Linked DNA regions of Mus musculus: region 2 is linked to region 1. A link is a loop called in an ENCODE intact Hi-C map of the cell type or tissue named here. Cell type or tissue: gastrocnemius. All regions are shown on one strand. Links, peaks and the distances in the headings refer to the core of each region. The heading gives the core; the rest is flanking DNA. Region 1 has its middle 37 kb from the start of Slc25a25. Region 2 overlaps Golga2 (golgi autoantigen, golgin subfamily a, 2).

Region 1 (5,369 bases), core at 307-5,306:
GATTCACCAACAGTTGTCACTGCCATTTAGGTGCTGGGAATGTGTGTGTGTGTTATATAATATATTATAATAATTACATTATAATAATATATATTGTTGTCTTAGAATTTTATTGCTGTGAAGAAACACCATGGCCAAAGCAACTCTTATAAAGGCAAACATTTCATTGGGGCTGGCTTACAGGTTCAGAGGTTCAGCCCATTATCATCAAGGTGGGAGCATGGCAGCATCCAGTCAGGCATGGTGCTGGAAGAGCCAAGAATTCTACATCTTGATCAGAAGGCAGCAGAAGGAGACTCTCTTCCACACTGGGTGGAGCTTGAGCATAGGATCTCAAAGCCCACCCCCACAATGATGAACTTCCTCCAACAAGGCCACACCCACTCCAACAAGGCCACTCCTCCTAATAGTGCCACTTCCCATAGGCCAAGCATATTTAAACCACCACAATTATATAATCTATGTATAATTATTTATATACATGTGTATATAAATGTACATATATAAATAATTATATATAATCACATATTATATATTTATATTAGATAAGATCTTGTAGTTCTGGTGGGCTTAGAAGGGCTATGTAGGCCATGCTGACTTTCTCCTGTTTTCATCTCCCAAGAGCCCTTGCTGATGTTCATTCCACAGGGTGTGTCCTAGTGGAACACTATTCAGCAATAAACAAGAACAGACTAGCTGGGCAGGGTGCCACCTCTGCAACTCCAGCACTTCTGAGACTAGGGAAGAGGACAGTCATGGGTTCAAGACCAGCTTAGGTTCCTGAATGAGATTCTGTCTCAGAGATGGCTCAGTGACTAGAAGCACTGGTGGCTCTTCAACAGGCATGTGCCTGACTTTGGCCCTTGAAGAACAAGCAGTTTTTGGTTTTAGATTATTTTATGTGCATGAGTGTTTTGCCTGTGTGATCCTGCACACCTGTAGTGGCTATTCCTGGTTGTCAACTTGACTATATTTGGAATGAACTACAATCCAGAATTGGAAGGCTTACCAGTGACCCTAATCTGGAGGCTGGGAGATAGAAGTGTCTGATCTAGATCTTGGTATGGAGATCTTGAGGCATAGTAGCTATGGATTCCAGAAGATTAAGACAGGGAGATCTCTGAGTTCAAGGTCATCTGGGATTAAAAGTGTGGTGCCACCACACCTTTACTCTAGGCTACACCTTCTGCTGGAGACCATGTAAGGACATTGGAAGAAGGGAGTATCATTCACCTGCTTGCCGTGTGGGACTGAGCAACTGCTAGATCCTTGGACTTCCATTCACAGCTACTACTGAACCATTGTTGGGAGTTGGACTGCAGAGTGTAAGTCATCAATAAATTCCCTTACTATATAAAGACTATAAGTTCTGTGACTCTAGAGAACCCTGATTAATACAATACTACATGCGTGTCTGACTGCCAAAGAGGTCAAAACAGATTCCCTGGAACTGAACCATCTACAGGTGCTTGTGAGCTGACGTGGGGGCTGGAAATCAAACCTGGTCCTCTCCAAGAGCAACAAGTGCTCTTAACCGCTCAAGACCCATTTTGCCAATCTGTCAAACTAAGCTGTTTTGCTGAGCTGAAGCATTAGTTGCATCTTTGAGATCTGAATCTTTCGTCAGAGATAGATTTAACAAGTATTTTTCTGCTGATTTACCTATTCTGTTTAAAGCCATTGATAAATGGCTTTAAACGCCCCCCCCCATTTTATTGGTTTATTTTTTCTATTTCCTCTCCAATAAATCAATGATTTTCATTTTTTACGTTGGTGTGTGTGTGTGTGTGTGTGTGTGTGTGTGTGTGTGTAAGCATTCTACAGGTTGGCTTTCAGGAGTTGGTTCACCATCCATCTTCTTCCACCATGTAGACCCTGGGGCTCAGAGTGTCAGACTTTGTGTCAAGCGCCTTTCCCAGTGAGCCGCCTCCAGCCTCAGCAAGCGCTTCTTCGGGAGAGAACCCTGCCTGCTCTGTGGATCCCCTGTGAGAAGGCAGTGAGCTTTTTTTTCTTGCTCTGACCGCACACCGTGCTTCACTTTGGAAGGTCATTTAATCTTTTGGAGCCTCAGTTTCCCCTTCGAGGGGGTAAGGAGAACATTACCACCCAGGGGAGGGAGGGGTGAGTGGCAAGATCGGACAGGAACATGGTCGTCAGGGGCGCAGATGCTTCCTGGGCTGAGCAGGTCTAGAACCTTTGGAGTCTCTAAGCACTCTGAGCACTGTAGGGGAAACTGAGGCCTAGAATCTGGTCTAGGATGGGTGGGGACCCTGACTTCTTTTCCTGAGCTCTCTTTGCACCTAGGACAGCCCCCTGGGCTAGCCACCAGAGCTCTCCCTCCAGCTGGAGCTGAGCTTGAGGCTTGGTACGGTTTCTCTACCGCCACCTACAGGACAGAGAGGTTCACAGCCGACAGTTTCTGCTAGTCCCGGTCCTGGCAAATTAGTCACAATGCCTCCTGCAGGCCCAGGCTGGAGCCAGACTGGGTTACTTGAAAAATGTATCATTCATTTCATTGCCTAAAAAAAGAAAAATGCCTCCTGTTAAAATATAACAGCACTGTCGGGCATGGTGGAACACTCCTTTAAACTCAGCACTCGGGGCAGGTGGCAGAAGGGGTGGGGGTGTTAAAAGGCAGGTAGAGCTCTGAGTTCAAGGCCAGCTTGGTCAATAAAGTGAGTTCCAGGACAACCAGGCCACAGAGAAACCCCGTTTCAAAAAATCCAAACCAACCAACCACCACCACCAGCAAATATATGCATATAATATATATACATTATATATACACACAATATATATATATTATATGCAGGTAAATATAACATACATGTAGTGTACACACATATATCTCAGCTCCTTTCCTTATCATTTGGACATTTATTTTGAGCTAGGCTTGGTGAGCACATACCTGTAACTCAGCACCTGGGAGATATAGGCAGAATGATCAGGAGTTCAAGGCCAGGTTCAGCAGACTGGGCTACGTGGAACACCGTGAAGGGTGGGGTCTAAGAGATGGCCTGTGCTGCCCTTGCTGAGGACCTGGGTTCAGTTCCCAGACTGCTCAGGGGTGAAGGACTTACATTCAAGCCTGGGAAACTGAACCTGATCCCAGGAAGTCACTGGTGCAAGGAGGTGACTTCCACACACGTGCAGTGTGACACATGTGTGGTGGCACACACTCTGTGCCATCACGCAGACATACACAGTGAATAGTAAATCTAAAAGACACACACACACACATATATATAAATTTCCAAAGACTTTTAAATTTTTATTTATTTATTTATTTATTTATTTATTTATTTGTGGTTTTTTTCGAGACAGGGTTTCTCTGTGTAGCCCTGGCTGTCCTGGAACTCACTCTGTAGACCAGGCTGGCCTTGAACTCAGAAATCCGCCTGCTTCTGCCTCCCGAGTGCTGGGATTAAAGGCGTGCGCCATGCCGGGCGACTTTTGTTTATTTTTGTTGTTATTTACTTATGAGGCAGGGACTCACTATGTAGCCCTGGCTGTCTTGGAACTTTACTAAGTAGATCAGGCTGACTTTGAACTCATAGAGATCTGGGATCTGCCTGCTTCTGCATCCCAATTGCAGGGATTAAAGGCTTGTGCCACTATACCCAGCAATGTTTATTTTCTTTTTATGTCTTTTGGTGTTTTGAGTGCATGTATGAAAGTACCCCAAGATCACGCAGTACTTAAGAAGGCCAGAAGAGGGCGCCAGATGCTTTAGGAAGCGGAACTTACAACAGTCTTTAGCTGTCATGAGAATGCTGGAATCATGATTGTACATACATGATTATGTATCATGCAAGAGCAGCCAGTGCTCTCAACCACCAAGAAATCTCTTCAGCTCCACACATTTTTTTTTAAAGATTTATTATGTTTTAAGTTCCTGTGTGTGGGTGTTTGGGCCAGCCTGTCTGTGCATCATCTACATGCAGTACCCTCAGAGGCCAGAAGAGGGCGGAGGCTCATCAGGAACTGGATGGAGTTCCAGGTAGTTGTGAGCCACTGCACGTGGGTGCTAGGAAATGAACCAGTCCTCTGCAAGAACAAAAGAGTTCTTAATCACTGGGCTATCTCTCCAGCCGCAATACAGTCCTCTGTATGGGCAGGTGACCCTGTACATGAACACACATATGAGTACAGGGGTCTGTGGAGGCTGGAGGTTATTAGCAGGTGTCCTCCTCAACCTCTGCCTACCTTATTTTTTTGAGAGGGTTTCCTTCTGAATCTAGAGCTTGTCAAATCAGCTAGACTGGCAGGCACTTAGCGCAGGAATCCTAGCCAGTGGTAGGATTATGGGCACATGAACCACCTGGGAATAGAGCTTGGGTCCTCATGCTTGCGCAGTAAACACTTTGCCAGCTGAGCCGCATCTCCATCCCCTCCGACTCTCCTCAGAAAGCAGCAATACTGCAGCGAGAGCCCAGTACTTAGCTCATCTAGCCGGGGTCATTTCACCAGAGTCCCAGTTCTAAATCCCATCAACACATGGTTGGGTAGGTGGGTGACATGCTGTCATCACCGGGGTGTCCCTAGATAAGACTGCAATGCCTACTGGTCAGTAAAGGATGCAGAGATGTCAGTAAATCACTCTGGACAGGGCTTCAGGGAACAGCATCTGCTGTATTACACACCAGCAAGCACTCATATCGCGGAAGCTATCGTCTGTGACTGGTTAGCACATTACCTCAGACTGGACAGTGAGCGCCCATACCACCAGGATCTCGGTGCGAGAGAAGCACATAAAAAGAGATGTGGAGAGGGCAGCCTCAGCAGGCCAGCTCCCAACTGTCAGGCTACTTCAGAATCCTCTGTTCTGACTTCTGGGCATACTCATGAGCATGGTACACCGTGCTTCTTATTTAGAAGTGCCATGTGCCGGGCAGGCTGGCTGCCAGGTCAGGCCCACACTTTCTCCTACAGATAAGTCTCCGGTGCTAGTACTTACCCAGACAACTACTTTGATAACACAGGAGCTGTGAGGAGCCAACTGGGGAGAGAGACAATGTGAGAGGCAGAGGCCAGAAAAGAAAGCATCCTGCGGCTGGAGGTAGAAAGTTAGGGCTTCATGCCGTGACAAGCGGCCAGTGTGGCTGGCATGGGATGGATGAGAAGACAGGAGCTAGAGATGGATGCTAGAATGGGGTTGATCTGTTGGAATCAGCCTCCAAAATACAGTGAAGGAGGGGCACTGCTGAGTTTCAGACTGAGAAAAACATTGCAATATAAGAATTAGCTCAGGGGCTGGAGAGAGGGCTCAGCGGTTAAGAGCGCCGACTAATCTTCCATAGGTCATGAGTTCAAATCCCAGCAGCCACATGATGACTCACAACCATCCGTAATGAGCCATCTGAAACCCT
Region 2 (5,369 bases), core at 65-5,064, 180 kb after region 1:
TGCTAGGCCAGTTTACCAGCCTGCACTGCACCTGGGCACGAGAATGCTGCCACTCTGTTCTGCCCCAGAGTCCTGAGTAAGGCCTGAGGCCCTCCTTGGTGAGAAAGCCCCCAGGCCACCCAGCACAGTCTGCTCCATCACTGAGTCTCTGGCGTTCTTTCTGTAACAGGAATTTACAAAGTAAAACTGCCCTGGCTAAGAGGCAGATCTGTACCAGTCTGTGTCCCCCATTAAGATAGGAGCCTGATCTTTTGGTTTTTTCAGACAGGGTCGCATGTAGCCCAGTGTGGCCTCAAACTCACTAGGTAGATGAGGATGGCTGATTCTTCCACCTCCACTTCCCAAGCACTCAAATTACAGGTATCAGCCTTTTCAGAGGTACTGGGGACCCAAGGCTGTGTGCACAGCAGGCAAGCACTCTACCAACTGAGCTACTTCCCCAGCCCCTGGAGGGGATGGAGTCTGACCTTATTATTATTATAAAGATAAGGGTGGCTGAGGAAGGGTGTGGGTTGGGGCAGAACCTCTGGCTGCCCTTGCTGAGGCTTTGGCCGCCAGTCTTTTATACAACCATGATCTTCACCTCGTCGTTCTCATCGGCACGGTAGAAAAAGGGGATGCAAGGGTTGCTACCCAGGCCTGGCCGCTCCCGGGGGTTCTGGATCTCACGCAGCAGCTGCATGATCTGCTGTGCAGTAGGGTTCTCATGGGGAGCAGGTACCCCTGCCTCTCCTTGTGCAGGCTCTATATCGTCAGCCAGGCTCACCTCCCTGAGGTCTTTAGAGAAAGGGGGAGGGGGTCATGGCTCTGCACGCCATGGGACTCCTCCCCTTTGTGCCTTCCCAAGAGACAACAGCTCTACTCACCATCCTGCTGGTCAGCAGCACCAAATTCCTGGGAGCCTGTGGGCACTGGGGTGAGCACGTCACCAGGGTTCTGAGAGACGGCCAGGAACTTGCCCTGCCATTCATTGCGCTCGTTCACAAGCCTCAACACCAGCTCCTGGAGCTCCAGCAGCTTCACCTGGAGAAAAAGGAGCTCAACTTGAAGGGCCCAGCCCAGATTAGGCAGGGCCTGGACTACAGAAGTGTAGGCCTACCTTCATCTCCTCCTTGTCCTGAGCCAGCCGGCTGATGTATTCTTCCTTCTCCAAATGCCGAGCCTTCAGCACCGCCCTCTGATTTTGGTAAAGGGCAATGTACTCTCCTGTGGAGACGGCAGGCAGGTGGACAAGGCTCAGACACTGTGGCTCCCCCAGTCTACCCCCCTGCACAGCCCCCACTGCCTTGGGCTGGGCTCCACCTCACCAATGGTGTCTGTCTCTCCAGAAAGCTGAATGCAGCAATGTTCAAGCTCCTCTACCCTCTCCTTGAGCTCCACTTTCTCCTGCATGACCTCCAGGAAGCGGCTCTGGAGCCAAGACAGAGGTCTCAGGGACTCAGGAGCCCTGGCTGGCCCCCACACTCCCAGCCCCCACAGACAAACTCACCTGCAGCTTCTCCATGGCTACATGTAGGGCCTGATTGCTCTCCTCAGATGCAGAGTCATCCACATTCCTGGGGACCACTGCCTCCTTTTCAAGCTTGCTTTGGACTGGGGCTGCCAAGTGAGACAAACTCCGGCAACGTGCCTTCTGCTCTTTCAGCTGCACACGTAGTCGGGCCTGTTCTTCCTCTGCTCTGGCTATAGCGGCATTAAAGAATGCCACCTGCACACAAGAGGGAGGTGTGCCTTTCAGGGAAATGCTCAGGACAAAGGGGGCAGGGCAGAGAGGGAGACTGACCACTGGCTTCCAGGCACAAAGTGGCAATCAAAAGAAGTCAGAGGGTAGGAAACCGAGGACCACAGAGGTAGAAAAGAGAAGGGGCAAGACAGAGCCCAGCTCACCATGGCCTCTCTACTGTCTAGGTCTTCTGGGATGGCCAGACTCGACTGAGGAACCTCCTCATCTTCTTCCTCCTGGTCCACATCTCCTGGGGGCAGACAGTAGGTTGTCTCCTCTAATAATCCCATCAGGTAGACTGAGTGGGCTAGGGGAAGAGAGCTCAGAGCCCCACCTCTGTATCCCTACTGAATACCCTGGGGTCAGCCCAATCAAAGCTTCTCCAAATACATCAACTCTAGTCCTCTCCTCCTGGGTGGTCTTACCTTCCCCAGGGAGGACCAAGAGGCTCAGCTGGGCTTGGAGCTGTTGGTTCTCCTGGCTGGTAGCTTTTAGGCGCTCCTATGGGGCCAGGAAAGAGTGAGAAGGCACAGAGGAGGCCAGGTCCTCCCCCTGGGCCCAGCCTTAACAGCTGCCTCACCTGGGCCTCCTGCAGCTCCTGGCGGGCCAGCTCGGCTGCCATCTTGCCCTGTACCTCCTCATGCTGCAGCTGGTCCATGAGCTGAGTCTGCAGCAGAAGCTGCTTGTGTATTGCCTCCTTCTCAGAGGTCAGCTGCTCATAGGCCGCCAAGTGCTGTTGGTAAGCAGCAGCGTACTGCTGCAGGTGGGACAGGCACTGGTCTCGCTGCTCCTGTAGACCCTGTGCTTCTTGGCTCTTGAGCTCCACCTGCAGGACGGCCAGGAATGAGGGCAGTGCCTTTGTAACCAGCCTCACACCCACCTTTCTCATCACTTTAGGCCAAGAGTGGAAAGCAACCCACCCTGTTCTGCACTAACTACTAGTGCCTGATATTTTATGCACATTTCTCATTTAACCTTTAACACTTCTCTGAGGAAACTCATCTTTTAAGTTCAGTGAATGGGTTTGGAGATGGGAAGCATTTGAACACATGGATGTGAACCCAGCCTGAGCCCAGAGCCTTATATAACCTACAACTATAAACAGCAGCTTCTGGCCTTGGCACAGATGAAGAGCAGTCCAGGACTGCCTGCTCCAGGCTGCAGTTAGACTGTTATGACTGGCACCCCCCGTGGTAGGCCTTACCGTCTCCTTCAGCTCTCCCAGTCTCTCCTGCAGCTCTCCCAGCTTCCGGGCTAGCTCTTTCTTGACATGCTGCTCTGACTGCAGCGCACTGGTGATCTCCATGTTCTCATTGGTCTGGACAGAAGGCAGCAGTCAGTAGGACCTAATGTGGCAGGGGTCCCCAGAATTGCATGTGTGCTCCCTCCCACAGAGCAGGGAAGACTGCTGGATCATTCCCACACACCACAGGTCTCTGGATTGAGAGGTGCTTTGACAGCTAGCACCTCATGTGAGGTGGACAGCACCCTTGAGGGTTACATTCCCTGTGAGCAAGGAGGGCCTGCAGGATTCGCACCAGCCTGACGAAGCCGTTCTGCAGCTCGGCCAGCTGCTCCTTCAGCTCTCGGTTCTGTGACAGTGCTCTGCTGATGGTGGTGCGGTCACTCTGCATGCTCTCCAGGATCTGCTTGCGCTCCTCGGCCTGCTCGCTCCAGCGCTGGGCCTCCCGCTCCAGCTCCAGCAGACGCCCCTCCTGCTCCCGGTTGAGGTGGCTCAGGCTCTCATTGTCCTGCACCTGAGCCCGTAGCTGTCCCGTCAGCCTCTCCAGTTCCTTGTGCAGCTGCTCGACCTCTCCCTGCAGCTGCTCTTCCGCCTCGGAGGGCCCAGCTGGAGGCTCTGGAGGCGGTGGCTCCTCTGAGAAAGGAAGTAGGCACAGTGAGGGGGTCCTCTCTTGGCTCTACTGGGAGTCAGGCTCCCTGCCCCAAGCTCTGGCTTCTTTTCTGTCAGGGTCTCAGATGAGCTAAGTGTGTCAAGCTACTCTAGTATAGTTCTGTGGTGCTCAGTCACCTGCAGAGGTATAGCAGTAGGCATGCCACCCTGTTTTACACAGAGGGACATAAGAGATGACAAGGCGTGTCACCTGGTCAGTCCTGACAGAGACCTTTTGCCCCATTACAATGCTCTCACACCCCCTTGCCCCCAGGGCTATGGAAGCCACTGGCCTTTGAGCCACTCCCGCTCTCAGGTCACCCTTGCGCTACTCACCCATCTGACTCCGGAGTGCGGCCAAGCTGGTCTCCAGCTCTTGTACCTGCCGTTCTCTGTGCTCCTTCTCTTCCTTCAGTGTATGCACCTGCCCAAGGCACAGGGGGCGCTAGAGATCCCAGGCACCATCCATCCCCAGGCCCACCTCTGCAAAACCAAAGCCCCGAACCCCTCAGCTGCACCACGCTGATGCTCAGGAAAAGCAAAGACACCAGAGGCGAGGCCTCACCTGCTCCGCCATTTGCTGTACCCTCTGCTGCCACATGGCACTCTCTCCTTTTAGGTTCTCCGCATACTGGTCTCTCTCCACCTGGAGCTGCTTCAGTGATTCCATCAGCTGCATCGGTCAATGTACACGTTACTTGGGGCTGTGTCCTTGGTCCTCACCTGCCCTTGGCCATCTGGGGTCATGCCCTTCCCCTGCCCCCACAGATCCACACCTGGCTAACATGGGTCTCCAGCTGAGCCCGCTCCTCCATGGCATGTTGTAACTGCTCATTACCGCCTGCGGCCGAAGACTGACTAGAAAACTGTGCGAGGGAAATGAGGGGTTAGGTCTGGGAGCCTGGGCTGTTCCGCTGCAGTGCTCCCCACAAGAGTGCGAGCTAGGATGACAACCTGGGGTCATTGCCCTATGAGAAAGTGACAGGAGGAGCTAAGCAGACTCCTGCAAGGGCCATTTAAATGAAACAGAATGAAGGCATTTCAACAGGCGTGGGGGCTCACACCTGCAACCTCTGTGCTTGGAAGGCTCATTACCATGAGTTCAAGGCTAACCTGGTGAGTTACAGGTCAGCAAGGTGTGGCCAGGGCTCCACTGTTGAACAATTAGTAAATATTACCACAGGAGAGGAGGAGGTTCTAAACTGTCCAGCATTTGGCTGCAGGTCACCCCCAAGGAACCAGAGACTGTGTGCCTGGGCCTCGGGGTGAGGGCTGCACCTCTCACCTGCTGCAGCAGCAGCTCTGACATCTCTAACTTCTTCTGCAGCTCCTCCACCCCCAACTGTGCAGCTGCTTTCTCTGCCACCAGGACTCGGAGTTTCTCTTCCAGTTCTGAGTTCTGCTGCCTCAGGTCCTCATTGCTTTTGCTGTGGTTAGAGGCAAAGCAGAAAGGAAGGAGCCAAGAACAGAAAGGAACACATTTCAGAGTGATGCATGAGCCTTGCCACACAGCCACAGGGCAAAGCAGGACTCAGAGAGACTGAGTTACCTGGGGCCACAGCATGAGTCAGGAGCATTGCTGGGACCAGAGCACAGCTCTACACAGACCCAAACCTGTCTCGGCTAAGTCTCCACTCTCCACACTGAGGCTGCAGAGAGCCTGGCCTCCTTTCCATTCGGTTTTTTTTTTTTTTTTTTTTTTAGACAGGGTTTCTTTGTGTATCCCTGGCTGTCCTCGAACTCAGAAATCTGCCT

What was found. A loop is a pair of places that touch in the nucleus more often than their neighbours do. Peaks named below come from ENCODE experiments on the same cell type or tissue, not always from the same donor. Only the 100,000 strongest peaks of a DNase experiment are listed, where the experiment ranks them.
Region 2: a loop joins it to region 1, with 2.4 times the contacts of the local background. A loop is called at or near these places in 3 of 42 quality-filtered maps.

The regions. Positions count from the first base shown.
Region 1 is chr2:32,485,895-32,491,263 of GRCm38, reverse strand. No RefSeq gene overlaps it. Among named protein-coding and RNA genes, the nearest start is that of Slc25a25, 37 kb to the right of the region's middle. In gastrocnemius, for the core only: CTCF peaks have their summits at 2,407 (motif pointing left), 3,650 and 3,849; DNase peaks (open chromatin) are centred at 2,388, 3,730 and 3,952.
Region 2 is chr2:32,301,814-32,307,182 of GRCm38, reverse strand. It overlaps Golga2 (golgi autoantigen, golgin subfamily a, 2), which reads right to left. Exons shown (of 26, transcript NM_001080968.2): 13 at 4,900-5,041; 14 at 4,391-4,480; 15 at 4,180-4,287; 16 at 3,951-4,038; 17 at 3,262-3,599; 18 at 2,928-3,041; 19 at 2,304-2,549; 20 at 2,149-2,224; 21 at 1,888-1,973; 22 at 1,490-1,708; 23 at 1,308-1,410; 24 at 1,100-1,206; 25 at 867-1,023; 26 at 1-777. The coding sequence ends at 563. Among named protein-coding and RNA genes, the nearest start is that of Gm23363, 14 kb to the left of the region's middle. In gastrocnemius, for the core only: CTCF peaks have their summits at 2,557 (motif pointing left) and 4,042; a DNase peak (open chromatin) is centred at 2,533.